2 separate regions of the Homo sapiens genome follow, and region 1 is linked to region 2. A link is an interaction called in ENCODE POLR2A ChIA-PET data of the cell type or tissue named here. Cell type or tissue: PC-9. All regions are shown on one strand.

Region 1 (8,000 bases), 150 kb before region 2:
GAACTGCATATAATCTATAAGTTGCTTTGGGTAGTATGGACATTTTAAGAATACTAATTCTTCCAATCCATGAACGTGGGATATCTTTCCATTGTGTGTGTGTTTCCTCTTCAATGTCTTTCCTCAGTGTTTTATAGTTTTAATTGTAGAGATCTTTCACTTCTTTGGTTAAATTTATTCCTAGGTATTTTATTATTAATTTTTTAGCTATTGTAAATGAGATTGCTTTCTTGATGTATCCTTTTTCAGATTGTTTGCTGTTGGCATATAGAAATGCTGCTGATTTTTGTATGTTGATTTTGTGTCCTGCAACTTTACTGAATTCTTGTATTCTAACAGTTTTTTTTGCGGAGTCTTTAGGACTTTCTAAATATAAGATCATGTCATCTGTAAACAGGGACAATTTTACTTCTTCCTTTCCAGTTTGAGTTCCCCTTATTTCTTTCTCCTGCTTAATTGTTCTGGCTAAGGCTTCCAGTGCTATGTTGAATAAAAGTGGTGAAAGTGGGCATCTTTGTCTTGTTTCAGATCTTATAGGAAAGGCTTTCAGTTCAGCATGATGTTAACTATGGGTTTGTCATATATGGCCTTTATTGTTTTGAAGTATGTTTCTTCTATACCTAGTTTGTTGTAAGTTTTTATTATAAAGAGATGTTGAATTTTATCAAATGCTGTTTTATGCATCTATTGAGATGATCATATGGTTTTGTTCTTTATTCTGTTGTACAATTTGGTGTATCACATTTCTTGATTTGTGTATGCTGAACCATCCTTGCATCCCTGGAATAAATCCCACTTGATTCTGGTGTGTTATTATTATTTTTTTTTTTGAGATGGAGTCTCGCTCTGTTGCCCAGGCTGGAGTGCAGTGGCGCGATCTCTGCTCACTGCAAGCTCCGCCTCCTGGGTTCACACCATTCTCCTGCCTCAGCCTCCCAAGTAGCTGGGACTACAGGCGCCCACCACCATGCTCGGCTAATTTTTTTGTATTTTTAGTAGAGACGGGGTTTTACCGTGTTAGCCAGGAGGTCTCAATCTCCTGACCTCGTGATCCGCCCGTCTCAGCCTCCCAAAGTTCTGGGATTACAGGCGTGAGCCACCGTGCCCAGCTGTGTTATCTTTTTAATGCATTGTTGGATTATGTTTGCTAGTATTTTGTTGAGAATTTTTGCATCCATGTTCATCAGGAATATTGGCCTGTAGTTTTATTTTTGTTGTTGTTGTATCCTTATATGGTTTTTGTATTAGAGTAATGCTTATCTTATGGAATGAGTTAGAAATAATTCTCTCCTATTCATCTTTTGGAATAGTTTGGAAATAATTGGTGTTACTTTGGAGGGAGCTTTTAATACAAAGGAAATGTTCTATATCTTCAGTGGGGGCTACAAGAGTGTATATACTTGTCAAAACTGCACCAGAACTGCCTGTCAGCTGCTCAGGTGGTAGCATCTGATGGTGGCATCTCTCTGGGAACTGTACATTAAAAATAGGTGCATTGGTTGTATGTAAATTACATCTCAATAGAGTTGATTTTTTAAAACGAAGTAGAAAAAATATAATTAAATTAATCCCTCTCTCCTGATTCTCCACCAACATCTCTGGAGAGTACTCCTTAATCTTCTTTATAAATTCTTCATATTTCCCTTTGAAACTCAGGGGTTACTTGATGTTCCATTCTTGATCCTCTTCTTCTCCCTCATATAACCATAATTATTTCACTCAGTATTCGTGTTATAACTACCACCTATTTGAGGATCGTTCCCAAATCTACATTTCTTGCACAGACTTTTCCCCTGAGCTCCAGATAGCTATATCCAAATGCTTAATGGAAAATCTTTATCTCAAGCTCAACATGTCCAAAACTAAGACAATTACCACACATAGGCCAGAAGCAGTGGCTCATGCCTTATAGGCCAGGAGCCCAGGAGTTCAAGACCAGCCTGGGAAATATAGCACGCCCACATCTCTACAAAAAAAAAAAAAAAAAAAAAAAAAAAAAATTTGTTTTAATTAGCCAGGCATAGTGGCATGTGCCTGTAGTCTTAGTTACTCAAGAGGCTGAGGTGGGAGTATCGCTTGAGCCCAGGAGTTCGAGGCTGCAGTGAGCTATGACTGTGCCACTCTACTCCAGCCTGGGTTACAGAGAAAGATTCTGTCTCTAAAAAAAAAAAAAAAAAAAAATTACCACACATAACTTTAAGCCTACCTTTCATACAATATTCTTTATTTTTTTTCTTTTTTACTTTTTCTTTTTTTCTTTTGAGATAGAGTCACACTCTGTTGCCCAGGCTAGAGTGCAGTGGTGCAATCTTGGCTCACTGCAACCTCGGCTCACTGCAACCTCCACCTCTCAGGTTCAAGTGACTCTCGTGCCTCAGCCTCCCAAGTAGCTGGGATTACAGGCATGCACCACCATCCCTGGCTAATTTTTGCATTTTTAGTAGAGACACGGTTTTGCCATATTGGCCAGGCTGGGGCTCAAACTCCTGGCCGCAAGTGATCCACCTGCCTCATCCTCCCAAAGTGCTGGGATTACAGGCGTGAGCCATTGTGCCTTGCCCTATACAATATTCTTCATATGCATTGATGCGCTGTGGCTGACACATAGTAAACACTTTATATATTATTTGTTGAATGAATGAAATGTGAAATAACTAACAGCCAAATATGTCTTCAATTCTCTCTCACTCGCCTATATTATTAAGCACGTGACCAACATGCTTTGTGGAAATTATTTTCACAAATGTTAGTTCATTCTCTTATTCCTTTCTCCTCCCCACTACTACCTCCACTCCCACCCCAGATGGAGAGAGGGTGAGAATGGAGTTGGCACACATCTCTGAATGGCACCTGCTCAGATTGACAGGCTTCAGTATTTCAAGATAAGAAAAGCTGCTCTCCTCTTCCCCTTCTTTCCCCCTTCCAACATCATGGTCACCGCCAGAACTGCCTGCAATTGGTATTCTGGGCAGATGTAGCCAGCTGTAAGGTGCGTTATCTGACAGTGCATCTGTCTGGAAAACCAGAAGAAGGAAAAGGAAAACTGTGTTTAGAAGGTGTATTTTTCTCTTCCCCAGGTAAGCAGGAGAAATAATAGAATTCAAATTGTAATAACCATGCAACAAAACTTCTGCACACTAGGTGTTTATCCCAGTTCATAAAAACAACTATTTTAAGGTAATGAAAAGAACTCCCTGTTGGGGAAGCAAATGGAACTACATGTTTCTGAAACAGTTTGAAAGAAAACAGCAAACTCAATGACCAGACAGCAAAAACATGTCAAGCAGATTGGCACAGTTTGCCTCACTCACAAATCTTCCCCAGACAAGGCTCCAGGAAAGGCTGGACCCCTTGAAATCATACTACACATCAGGAAACCACGTGACCTTCTATTGTCAAACCCATACAGCCTACTCAGCTTCAGTGGGGTGTAAAGGCTCCCCTTTTTTTCTATACTCAGAGCCTAAGAATTCAACTTCATTTCTGTTTCTTTAATGGTACCCTACCAACTCTGAACCTTGGGACCCTGTCCCCCAAGTCCTTTTCTCTGTTGTCTCTAAAGACAAACATACAAGCTTTTATGATTGGAAGAATTAACTGCTAATCACTATAGGAAAATAGACACGGAAAAACAAAAGCAACAAAGATGAAAACGTTTATTTACCTAAGAGCTCTTATATACAGGGTAACCAAATGTCCCTGTTAGCCCAGGACGGTCCCAATTAACATCTATTTTCCTGGCATAATTACTAATTGCAACCGCTTCACTCTCAAAAGTATCATGTTTGGTCATAAAGTAGAATAAGTTATCCTATTTATATGGCACTTATTTTATGCCAGGCATATAAACGTTAATCTATTTGATCCTCAAAGCAATCTCATGAGCTAAGAAATGTTTTCAAAGTAATCAGACCAAAGCAGGAGAGGTTGAGTAGCTTGCCCAAGGGTACACATATAGTCAGTATCTGAGCCAGGATTTGCCAACAGAGGCAACTGGCTTCAATATCCTTGTCCTTAACCATTGTGGTAAGCTATGATAAAGCTTTAGGAAATCAAGTGTTCTTTCATTTAATAAGTATTATTAATGCCTACTATGTGCCAGGCACCATGCTACAAACTAGGAATACAGAATGAAACAGGCAGAGGACGTGCCCCAAGGAAACTTTCAGTCTGAGGGAAACAAAGATACAACTAAAAAGACAAGGAGTACAGGTACAGGGTGCATTGAGAACAATTGGTATAGAGGTGGGAGTGGTATCTAATCAGGCATTAAGAGATCATGGAAAGCTTCCTGGAGGAAGTGACATCTGAGGAGAGTGCTGAAGAAAGGGTATTTTATCTAGACTGGAAGGACCAGGAAAATCTGGTTCAGGCAGAACAGCAAATCAGATGGTCCTAAGGCCAAAGAAATCACAATGAATTCACATAGTTCAGTAGGGTTAGTGTTGCCTGGGGTCAGGGAAGGAGCAAAAGTTGGAGCTAGAAATATATACAAAGGCCAGATCAAGAAGGGATGTTACTGACATGCTCACATTTGCACTTTGTCCTGAAGTTAATGGGAAGCTCATGGCTTACTAGGAACTTAAGCAGAGAAGTGACCTGATCAAATTTTCACTTTACAAAAATCATTAGTGCTGCCATGCAGAAATGGTTTGAAGAGGCAAGAGCCAGAGCAAACACAGGAAACTCAGACAGAATGCTGTTGCCAGGATCCATCAGAGGGAGGAAGCAGGCTTGAACTAAGGTGGTGACTAGAGATGCAGAAAGACTTGGTATATCAAGGAGGTAGAACTGGCAGGACTTGGTGATGAGGAAGATGTGGTGGGTGAGGGGAAAGAAGGGTCATGGATGCCAGAGAGATGTCCCATCTGAGTCTGGAGCTCAGGAGAGAGACGTGGGCAAGAGACATAAATTTGGGAATCACCCATGTAGAGATGGTAATTAGGCCAGCTGGTTAGATGGCTTACCCAGGGGAGTCTGTAGAGTGGGAAGTGGAAGAATTTGCAAGACCAGGCATGGTGGCTCATGCCTGTAATCCCAGCACTTTGGGAGGCCAAGGTGGGAAGATCTGAGTTCGAGACCAGCTTGGGCAATGTAGGGAGATCCTGTCTGTAGAAAAAAAAATTTTTTTAATTAGCTGGGCATGGGCTGGATTCAGTGGCTCACGCCTGTAATCCCAGAACTTTGGGAAACCGAGGCAAACAGATCACCTGAGGTCAGGAGTTCAAGACCAGCCTGACCAACATACAGAAACCCCATCTCTACTAAAAATACGAAATTAGCTGGGTGTGGTGGCACATGCCTGTAATCCCAGCTACTCGGACTCGGGAGGCTGAGGCAGGAGAATCACTTGAACCCAGGAGGCAGAGGTTGCAGTGAGCCAAGATCACACCATTGCACTCTAGCCTGGGCAACAAGAGCAAAATTCTGTCTCAAAAAAAAAAAAAAAATTACCTGGGCATGGTCGCATGCGTCTGTGGTCCCAGCTACTCAGGAGGCTGAAGTGGGAAGATCACTTGAGCCCAGAAGGTGGAGACTGCAGTGAGCTATGATTCCACCATTACACTCCAGCCTGAGTGACAGAGCGAGACCCTGCCTCAAAGCAAAAAAAAAATAGAAAAAAGTAAAGAAAAGAAAAAAAGAACTGGCCACATAATCCAGTGTTAGTGTCTCTCCTCACAAGAAAATACGAAGAAAAATACTGGCCATGGGCTGGGTGGGGTGGCTCACGCCTGTAATCCCAGCACTTTGGGAGGCTGAGGTGGGTAGATCACCTGAGGTTGGGAGTTCGAGACCAGCCTGACCAACATGGAGAAACCCCATCTCTACTAAAAAATATATATATATATATAATTAGCCAGGCATGGTGGTGCATGCCTGTAATCCCAGCTACTTGGGAGGCTGAGGCAGGAGAATTGCTTGAACCCAGGAGGCAGAGGTTGCAGTGAGCCGAGATCGTGCCATTGCACTCCAGCCTGGGCAACAGTGAGACTCTGTCTCAAAAAAAAAAAAAAAAAAGAAAAGAAAAAGAAAAGAAAGGAAAAAAGAAAAAAACAGGCCACAAAGAGTTGGAACGAGCAGAGATGGGAGAGACTGAGCAGGAAAGCTTGATGTCCTCAGGGCCGCCAAGAGAAAAGGAAAAGAAAAACAGTGTCTAAGGCTTCATGGGGCACAAGTTCGGGGCCAGGCATATCCACACAGTTTATCAACAAGATGGTGTTTGCAAATCTTAAGGGTGCAGTTTCACTTGCAGGCAGGAGTGAGACTGCAAGGGGAAGAGGAGAAGCTGCAAGGTGGGAACAGGGAGCAGGGAGTGTCTCAGGGAGAATTGTGCAGGAGGTGGAAGTAGAAGTCATGTCCCAGAACAGAGGCATCCAGCACCCTGCTTTTGTGTACGTGTGGTAAGAACACTTAAAATGAGATCTAACCTCTAAATAAATGTTTAAGTGTACAGAACATTACTGTTGACCATAGGTATGATATCATACAGCAGATCTCTAGAGCTTATTCATCTTGCTGGACTAAAACTGTATGCATGCACATTGATTAGTAACTCCCCACCTCCCCCTCCCCTCAGCCCCTGGCATTCCACTCTTTGCTTCTATGAGTTTGACTCTTTTATTTTATTTCATTCCAACAGCCTGGGAGAGTTTGACTATTTTAGGTGCCTCACACAGGTGGAATCATGCAGTATTTATCTTTCCATGACTGGCTTATTTCACTTAGCAGCTTGTCTAAAGTTTGGTCAAGGAGAGAGTCTTTGTCACCAGTTGGCTGGGGCACAGAGAGTGAGGGGGCAGATCTGCTCTGGCTTATTCTGGAGAGATAAGCAGCAGTCAAGGCTTTGTAAATCCAGTTATCCTAAGAGCACTGAGAAGTTCTAATTGGGAAGGAAGTGATATGACATGATCAGATTGTGTTTTCTCAAAATCTACTCAGATTGCTCTACGGAGAACAGGCTGGAGGGGGTGAGAAGGAATGCTGGAAGACTAGTTAGATTGCCAGTGCTATTGTCATGACAAGAAAATGGGCAGAACAAGGTGATGGTGGTGGTAGAAACAGACATAGAGGGATTTGAGAAATGTAAAAGGTGAAACTGACAGGACTTGGTGATAGATTGGTGGCAGGGAGAAAAAGGTATCAATAAATGGCTTGGTATCTCATTTAATCTTTACTACAACCCTGTGAAACACATTATTATTTCCTCCATGTTATGGATAAGGGATTTGAAACTCAAAGTACTTGAGCGACATGCCCAGATCACACAGCTGGTAGGTCTGGCTCTAAAGTGACGCCCGCTCCACTATGTTATACAACAGTCAAGCAGTTCTTCCTTAAAGAATGGTCTCTTTCCTCGTACACCACTGAAGGCTATGCCTAGTCAATACTTCTACTAATAGCATGGTACTTCACCTACAATATTCTCATTATCTGTTTGCCTATACAACAGGAAAATAAATAAGAATATTATCACAGAAGCCGGCCGCAGTTTAAGCCAGCTGACCTCCAAGGACAGTACAAATCAATTCCTTTGCTGAAGAAGGTGACTTCTTGGGCTTATCTGGCTATAAAAAGTGAGGGCCCCTGAAGAGAGCTGAGATAAGAAAGGTTAGGGCAATAAGAAATTAACTTGCTCTGCATGACAAAGTTACAGGAATTTTGAAGAAGGAACCATAGCCATTAATATAGTTTGGATGTTTGTCCCCTCCAAATCTCAGGTTGAAATGTGATCTCCAATGTTGGAGGTGGGGCTTAATGGGAGATATTTGAGTCACGAGGATGGATGCCTCATGAATTGCTTGGTGCCCTCCCCATGGTCATGACTGAAGTTTCATTCTATTAGTTACCATGAGATCTGATCATTAAAAAGAGCCTGGACCTCCTGCTCTTCTCTCTTGCTCCCTATCTTGCCATGTGACATGCCTGCTCCCCCTTTGTCTTCCACCATTAGTAAAAGCTTCCTGAGGCCTCACCAGAAGCTGAGCAGATGCTTGTGCCAC
Region 2 (8,000 bases):
GTTGGGGGAAGGATGCAGGAAGGGCATGGTGAGGAGAGATCAGTGGTGAAGAATTACCATCAAAGCAGAGTGGCTGAGACTGTATAAGTTCGCAAGGCTGGTTCATGCCAGAGATAGTGAGATGTGCACCCTATGTGCTGAGAATGATGGAGCAGTCTCCTATGACTGCATGGGGTATAACTGCCAAGCCTACTGCTCATGACCTGTGGTTGTTTTTAACTCTTAACTGGGTTAGAAAACTGGAGAGCTTTGGATTCCAGGGATGATCTCCATAAGAGAGAAGCACTGGAAAAGACCAAGTGGTGGCTTTATTAGGGTAAATATATCACAGTTGCTACAGTGAATTGAGCTTTCTCAGAAGCTATTATTTTCTTTGGGTGATTGGCAGGTATAGGGCAATAGCCAGTGGGGTGTCAGTAATATGCCCTGTCCCTGACCTCAAAGGTAAAGGGATAGAAAAGAGAGGGCGTTGACAAACTCATTTTCCCACTTCCCACTCATGGCTTATATTATCTCTGAGCATCTCGGTGGCTATTCCTCATTTACTTAAGATGTTTTAGTCATTCTGGATGTGCAAATGCAAGGCAAGCATTCTCCCACTGGCCCCCTAACGGTTAACTATCCTGGCTTAAAATTTTCCTTTGCTCACTTCCATTCTATGAGTATATCGATGGAGCAGCTGGACATTAGAGTTCTTTCTCTTTGACCAAAGGAGCCAAAATGCGGTGACTTGACTTCAACCCCAACAGCCCCTGTAAGTAGCCCTGGCCAAACAGAAAGGCTAAGCTGAATGAAGAAAAAAGGAAGACAATTTCATCTACAGTTGTCCTTTTTGACAGCTTCCAAGGGGGGTTTGCCTAGGAATAACAATATTCATAAGAAGCTTTTTCATATGCAAAATGCTTTAGCATATATGTAATCCTCACAACAACCCTGTGAGGTAGGGGTTACTGTCACTTTACAGATGCTGTTCAGAAAAATTTGGTGATTTGTCCAAGGTCACATGAACAGTGCGTGGCTCAGCCAGAACTCAAACCTAGGTCTTCTGACTTCAAATCCTGTGTATTCTCCTCAAAGCCTGAGGATGCCCAGGGTTGGGGGCACCAGAGTCCCAGCACCTTCAAAACAGAAATTGATACAAAATGTTCAAGCCCTGTAGGAGTCCCAGGACAGCCAAGAGAGTATATCTGAGCACAGTTTACAAAGGAACAGCCTAGGCCCTCCTGAACCTTATCAACCAATGGCTCTTTTGCCATTTCTGCCACTATTACCACCAGTACCATGTGACCACTATACAACATATTCCACATTTAAACAACTCTGGCTCCTAATTCTACTCCTTTTTTCCCCTTCAGATTAACATTAAAAATTTTATCTAGTCCTTTTGAAATTATGCTAAATGTATAGACACAGTAGAAGTAGTCATGACAGAAAATTATTAAGGCTTTGAAAATATGTATCAGAGGCCGGGTGCAGTGGCTCATGCCTGTAATCCCAGCACTTTGGGAGGCCGAGGTGGGGCAGATCACGAGGTCAGGAGATTGAGACCATCCTGGCTAACACGGTGAAACCCTGTCTCTACTAAAAATACAAAAAAATTAGCCGGGCCTGGTGGCGGGCGCCTGTAGTCCCAGCTACTGGGGAGGCTGAGGCAGGAGAATGGCGTGAACCCAGGAGGCAGAGCTTGCAGTGAGCCAAGATGCACCACTGCACTCCAGCCTGGGAGACAGAGCGAGACTCCGTCACAAAAAAAAAAAAAAAGAAGGTATGTATTAGAATTTTCTTTGAGATTTCACTCCTTTTAAAAATGACGTCAACTCCTGGGTTAGGAAAGCAAGATGAGGGAATAAGTGTCCTAAGAAACTCCCATCCCAAGCCAGACAGATGCCTACCCGTGGCCTGGCAAAGGTCCTGGGATCTCAAGCTGATGCAAGCAATTTGTGTACACCAAGGCAAGGGGTCTCAATCCTGCAGAGAAACCCATGAGATGAGGCAGACAGCAGATTTTCACTTGATCAAACACTTGCTGCTCTCAACCCCTCTTTGTTTTCCCATCCAAAATCTGGACCTCTGTTTAGGCGCAAGACAGTGAGTAAGAGCAGCTCCAAAAGATGACGTATGCAAGGGGAACTCTTCTGTTCAATCCTGTAATGTTTTCTGTTAGAGACAGCATAGGCTACCTATCCTAATCCTGCACCCCAACTGTTAAGACAGAAGGGAAAAGTACAATGTTCATCAATCATAGCTCTGGGATGCTGCAGCTCCCTGACCTGGGCCCCTACTTGAGCTAGGAGAAGAACACCTCATGAAAACAGTCTACCTATAGTCAGGACTTCCCCAAGGCAGACTTTATTTTTTGGTCCATCGATCTTGGCTCTCACTGTTCTCCCTGCTTCCCACCCCCAACTGCCTCTGCATGTGGGCTCAGAAGTCATCATCTAAAGAATTCCATTGCTCACCTCCTGCATAGCAGCACAGCCCCATGAGGCCACACACCAGATGGAGGGGATAAAAGTACGAGGTCATGGCTTCTTGCAAGAGGCTTTTTCTTAAACTAACCCTGACTCCTGGAAAAGAGGCAGAGCAGGAGAGTGTTGAATGAGCTGCTGATGACAGCAGCTTCATAGGTCTTGTGTATAAAGGAAGGAAAAAGCTAACTTGGCTTTCCGTGGAAATTTACCTACTCCCATTTTCAGGTCTACTCCTGGTCTCACATCTACTTCTTGAAGGTGTCTAAGTAGAATGCAGAGATTGTCAAGCTAGAGGGTTAACTCCTTCCCAATTGTAGGGATCTATTCAGCAGGCTGCCACACACATGCTGAGGTGGAGGCCAACCCTGAACACATGCGCTGCTTCTTTAGGAATGTAACTATGAAGTAAAAGGAAACAGTAAGGAAGGTGAACTGGAACTCTGGGGAAACTGAAAAGGTCATCAATAGGCCTTCAAAATATTTGTGTGTAATAAGTAGACACAAGAGGCTGGAGGAAGATGATCATTCCTAGAATAATTATGCTTACTGGGTGACAATATACAGAAGCAACAATTACAATAAAATGAAACAGTTTAATGGACTAGGAAGCAGAAGTCTGAGAATAAAGGAATTAGGTTAATGAGATTAAGCAGAGATGGCATTCCACAGGAGGTGACTTTTGAGTTGAATTTTTAAAAGATAGCTTTATGTGTTTTATGAACTGACTGAGGGCAGTCAGAAGAAGGCATTCTAAATAGAGGGAACTGGTATGTGCTGAAACTTAGAAGCAGGAATGTACAAGCAATATATAAGGAATTTCAAGCAAGTACACATTATATACACTGGGGAATACAGAGAAATTAGAATGCTGAGATCAGGGCTTAAATAATGTGAGGTGACTGTGTGCACCTAGACTGTCAAATGGTTCAGCATCCCCTATAGAGCCACATAGTATCTTGATTTATGTCAGTAAACATCAGGGCACCTATGGAAAAGCACAAGGATGAGTCCATTTGTTACAGACCCAGGGACTAACAGAGATCTACACTGTAAAGTTCAACAAAATGCTACATATCATTAACTACAGCTCCTTATCATTTGAGATTCTGGGCTAAGTAAGAGATATCAAATATCCTATCCAGTACTGTGATACATTAATGTAGGCTTACAGGCCCAGAACCTGGCATAAATCAAGCCAAACCCTTAAGAAATTAGAATGTGAAAAGAAAATAATTTAAAATAGAAAATACATGCTGCTTTTCCTCACTCCCAAACTTAAAACTTGACTGGTCCTACATATTCTACTTGGTATATTGAATTTTTGCAGCTAGCAGATTTATCGTATCTGAGGCCATAGTGAATAGAAGAGCTGCAAAAGAGCTTTAGAGACTGCAAAACCAGCTCACTAATAAATGAGGAACTTTATTCTAATTTACTACCAGGGGCTGAAGTAGCAGCCAAAGAAGGAGACAAATTCTAACTTCATGATCTCTAGTTAGGTGTCTATTTTCCTGCATTTGCTAAAGGTAAAAATCGCTACTTATGGGGCTTTTGTCATACTTCTTAACCAAACTTCCCTAACTTCTGAGGATAAAAACCATAAGGGCAATCTTATTCTTCCAAAGCAGTTCCCTGGTGCCACTTTCAGAAACAGAGTATTGAACTATGGGTCTGACCCAGTGTGGCACTGAGTGTGTGTGTGTTTGTGTGTTTGTGTGTGTGTGTACACTGAATAAGCCAAAACGTGTGCCATATTCTAGGTTTCTGCTTTACTTAACTGGCAAAATTTGGTGCTGTAAGGGAGGCAGCCACAAAACCAGTGATAGCATTTGTTAGTATCATCTTAGTTCTCTTCCCTCCCCTAGGTAGTTTATAAAGGGTGATTTCTGAAACCCTTCACAAAAGAAAAGCTCAAGGGTTTACATTCAACTGTGACAGCACTATGAATTCATTAAGAAGCATGTTTCAGGTTGCACTGTAATTTCCCTATGTAATACAAACCCATGGAATCTGACATAAGCTGATTGCTCATGCTGGTTGTTTTATTTACATTTCTGAATGGAAAGGATTTCAATACTCATAAAATATCTAACTGGCTTATTTTTCATCTGTTCTCCCAGAGAAGCTATTATAAGATAGGCATAGAGACAGAAGTCTCAACTTGTATAACTGGTTAAGCAACCAGGGAAATGTTATTGCTCAAAATGCAATTTTAAAAAATTCAATATGGAACTTGAGGCCAAAAAAACAGAAGGTTACTCTCAATGCCATCCAAAAGATAAAAGTTAAAAAAAAAAAAAAAAAAAAAGGTAACTATGCTCATTATTTTCAACCAAGTTCTATGGAGGTGGTACCTTCACAGGAGCTCAGTGGAACTGGGGTTTACTTACATCTTTTTTCTGGGAACCTAATGTTAGCAGACACAGTTGCTAGTTTGAACAGGAATGCAGATGAATGGATGAAAGTGGGCTCCCTACCACCCAGAAATATGAATGTGCCTCCTTACCAATATGCTACAAATCAGACCTCTGAATTAGAAGATGCCATCATGCAACTAACTTACTATCTGGAGATGTGTATTTTGTTAACCTAGGCAAAGAATAACAATTTCTGCTTATTCCAGTAGGTGTGACAAGCTCAGAGAAGTGAGCGACAAGCTAGAGAAGTAATAATTACCAATAAAGTAAATTCCAAAGCCGAATCCCCAGTTTTCTGCCTCCAAGTTGTTGTTCAAATAGTTTATCTTCCTTTCTTCTACTGCAACACTAGTTTAATCAGTACATTCTACAACTCTCTAGTATTATTATAATATTTGCATGAGTAGTTTAGAATTTAGCCTTGGGCCTGCTCTTCTACCATTTTACCATATTTACTGATTACATTTTACCATATTTTACCATATTTACTGATTACATGCCTAATTTGTATAAACTCAAGGAGAGGTTCTGTGCCTTTTTGTTTGTTTTTTGAGATGGATTCTCGCTCTGTCACTAGGGCTGGAGTGCAGTGGCGTGATCTTGGCTCACTGCAACCTTCGCCTCCCAGGTTCAAGCAATTCTCCTGCCTCAGCCTCCTGAGTAGCTGGGATTACAGGCGCCTGCCACCACATCAGGCTAATTTTTGTGTTTTTAGTAGAGACAAGGTTTCACCATGTTGGCCAGGCTGGTCTCAAACTCCTGACCTCAGATGATCTACCCACCTCGGCCTCCCAAAGTGTTGGGATTACAGGAGTGAGCCACCGCACCCAGCCTCTGTGCCTATTTTAAAACATATATCCCAAAGTCATATCCCCAGTGATCCAGCTAGTCTGTTACTTTAATGAGACAGCTCAATAAAGATAGGAAATATTTTTTCAGTTACTTAAAGAGAAAATAATACTGGTGGTTCTCCCTGTAAAGAGGTAGAATTGCCAAAAAATGCAGAATTGATCAGCAAAACCCAGCTATAAAGAAAGGGCAAAAGGAACTTTATTTTAGTGCCTTATCCCAATATCCTTTTATTTAGTTTTTTGATTAACATGATGTGTGCCTATTTTCAGAATCAGTGACTGCCAGCTGCAGCTCTTGACATTATCAAGTGAGCTCTGGAAAATTCTGGGTAGCTCTTTCCTATTCTCTCACATGCCCAAAGAACTAAGTAATTTTGGTCCTAACTCTTACTATTCTATTCTTCTTCACATGAAATCACATTGTTTCATACTGAAAACCAGGATGGCTATTAGTTCTTATTAATCTGTCATTATTAGGAATGAGAGGATATAAAAGAGGTATATAAAATGTATGAGTGTAGAGCTTTTGTCTAAGGCAATTACTCTGTGAATCTGAGGTGAGACATTTCTTAAATTTTGAATTGTGGAGCTCTCCATTTTTTGATAAATTATATTCATATAAACATTATAATAAATAACACTGCTTACAAAAAGATGAATTCCAGCTGCTGAGTATAAAGATGAAAGTACTCCACATCACATATTTGGAAAAGAATAAAGATATCTCTTTCTATATGTTCTTGCTTGACCTAACCGAATAAATTCTTCTGAAAGGAAGCATAATCTATTAGTCTAGACTGACCTTTTGGGTCACTATATCTTACGGGAGCCGTGTGAAAATAACTCACCATTCCCTTCCAGTCAAATAAATGAATATTCAAGGATGAACTCATCTATTGTGGCAATAGCTTCCACCTTATACTAATACATCTTCATGCCCATCTCAAACCCCCTACCACTAGACTATGAGTTACTTATGAACAGGGATTATATTTTATACTTCACAGGTACCCAATGAATTTGAAATGCAAAGACCTGTTATATGTTATAGGACAATCATTACCATATTTTAGCATGTTATAGGACAATTAAAACCATGTTTTAATTTGCTGAGGCTCTTTACAAATCTAAACTTTGAAAACAAATCAAGACAGGCCCTATTGGAGTCCTTCCATTCAATAAGCCAACATTCAAAGAAGACTCTTTTCAGGTTATCCAGGACTCTCTGAACTGCATGTTCTACTGCAGTTTTTGTTTTTTGTTTTTTAAAGGTGGTATTACAAGAGCTAAAATTCACCAAGGGCAAATTAGTAAGAAAAGTCTTCACAGCTAGGGCTTAGCCAAATTAGAATCCCTGGGCTCGCAATAAGGGCTAAACCCCTAAAGGGATCAGAGTCTAATAAATAAAAAACATCCAGCTGAATTTTATCAGAGGGCAAAGTTTCAACTTTGAGTGCCCCAGCAACCAAGGATGAATTATGCATAAGATTAGTAAAGTGCCTTCGTCCACACCCTAGACAGAGAACATTTTTCTATCTCACTGTGACTGAAGGAAAACCAGCAATGTATTTGCCTGCCAAGAACAGCTGTGGCTGTACTCTTGATAGGAGTCTAACAACACTGTCGGATTAAAATTTAATTGTAAAGCTGCTGCTACCTGGGAGTAAAAGCATGAGCTCTGGCTTCAGAAAGAAACTGGGACTGCAGCATATTGAATAAATGAAGACGAGAGCTGGCATGTTCCTAACAAAGAGTGTGGGAATGTGCTCCCTTCTCCAACTGTCCCCTAAGCTGCATCTTTCTCTGTCACATTGGTCATCTGCAAGGATGTTTAAAGGAAACATAGCCCTTTTCTACACTTTGAACAGTTTTATTTCTAGAATGCTTGAAATTACAGAGTGAGGTCAGAAGGTGATTATGTGATCTGCATTCTCTGAATATCCTACTCTTAATTTTGTTAAGTATTATTGAATCCCAAATAATTTCTCTCCTTGAAGCTGGCTACTGTCAAGACAGACTTAAGACAATCTTAATGTTATTACAGAACAAAGATAATTTTATGATTTCCTCAAATTCAGATAGAACACCCAATTAAAACCCAATATTTTATTGAGGCCTCATGAGCATTAAGGAACACACCCAAGTTTCCTACCTATTGATACAATTACTAGAAGTACCTCTGCTACCTAAAATTCCTACTTTAGGGAAAAAAGTTATAGGTTATGATATTTTAGACCAAAAGTTTATTATGTTCAGTTTAT

The links. ChIA-PET counts read pairs that join two places held together with the same protein. Peaks named below come from ENCODE experiments on the same cell type or tissue, not always from the same donor. Only the 100,000 strongest peaks of a DNase experiment are listed, where the experiment ranks them.
Region 1: POLR2A ChIA-PET joins it to region 2 with 6 read pairs; 6 of 35 experiments call an interaction of 5 or more read pairs at or near these places.

What each region holds. Positions count from the first base shown.
Region 1 is chr1:112,377,178-112,385,177 of GRCh38, forward strand. No RefSeq gene overlaps it. Among named protein-coding and RNA genes, the nearest start is that of CTTNBP2NL, 15 kb to the right of the region's middle. In PC-9, no CTCF peak of the experiment used is centred here; no DNase peak of the experiment used is centred here; H3K27me3 peaks cover 1,227 bases.
Region 2 is chr1:112,524,994-112,532,993 of GRCh38, forward strand. WNT2B (Wnt family member 2B) reads left to right here. Exons shown (of 5, transcript NM_024494.3): 5 at 1-5,172. ST7L (suppression of tumorigenicity 7 like) reads right to left here. Exons shown (of 15, transcript NM_017744.5): 15 at 1-1,118. The coding sequence ends at 1,020. Among named protein-coding and RNA genes, the nearest start is that of WNT2B, 20 kb to the left of the region's middle. In PC-9, no CTCF peak of the experiment used is centred here; a DNase peak (open chromatin) is centred at 4,508; H3K27ac peaks cover 1,372 bases.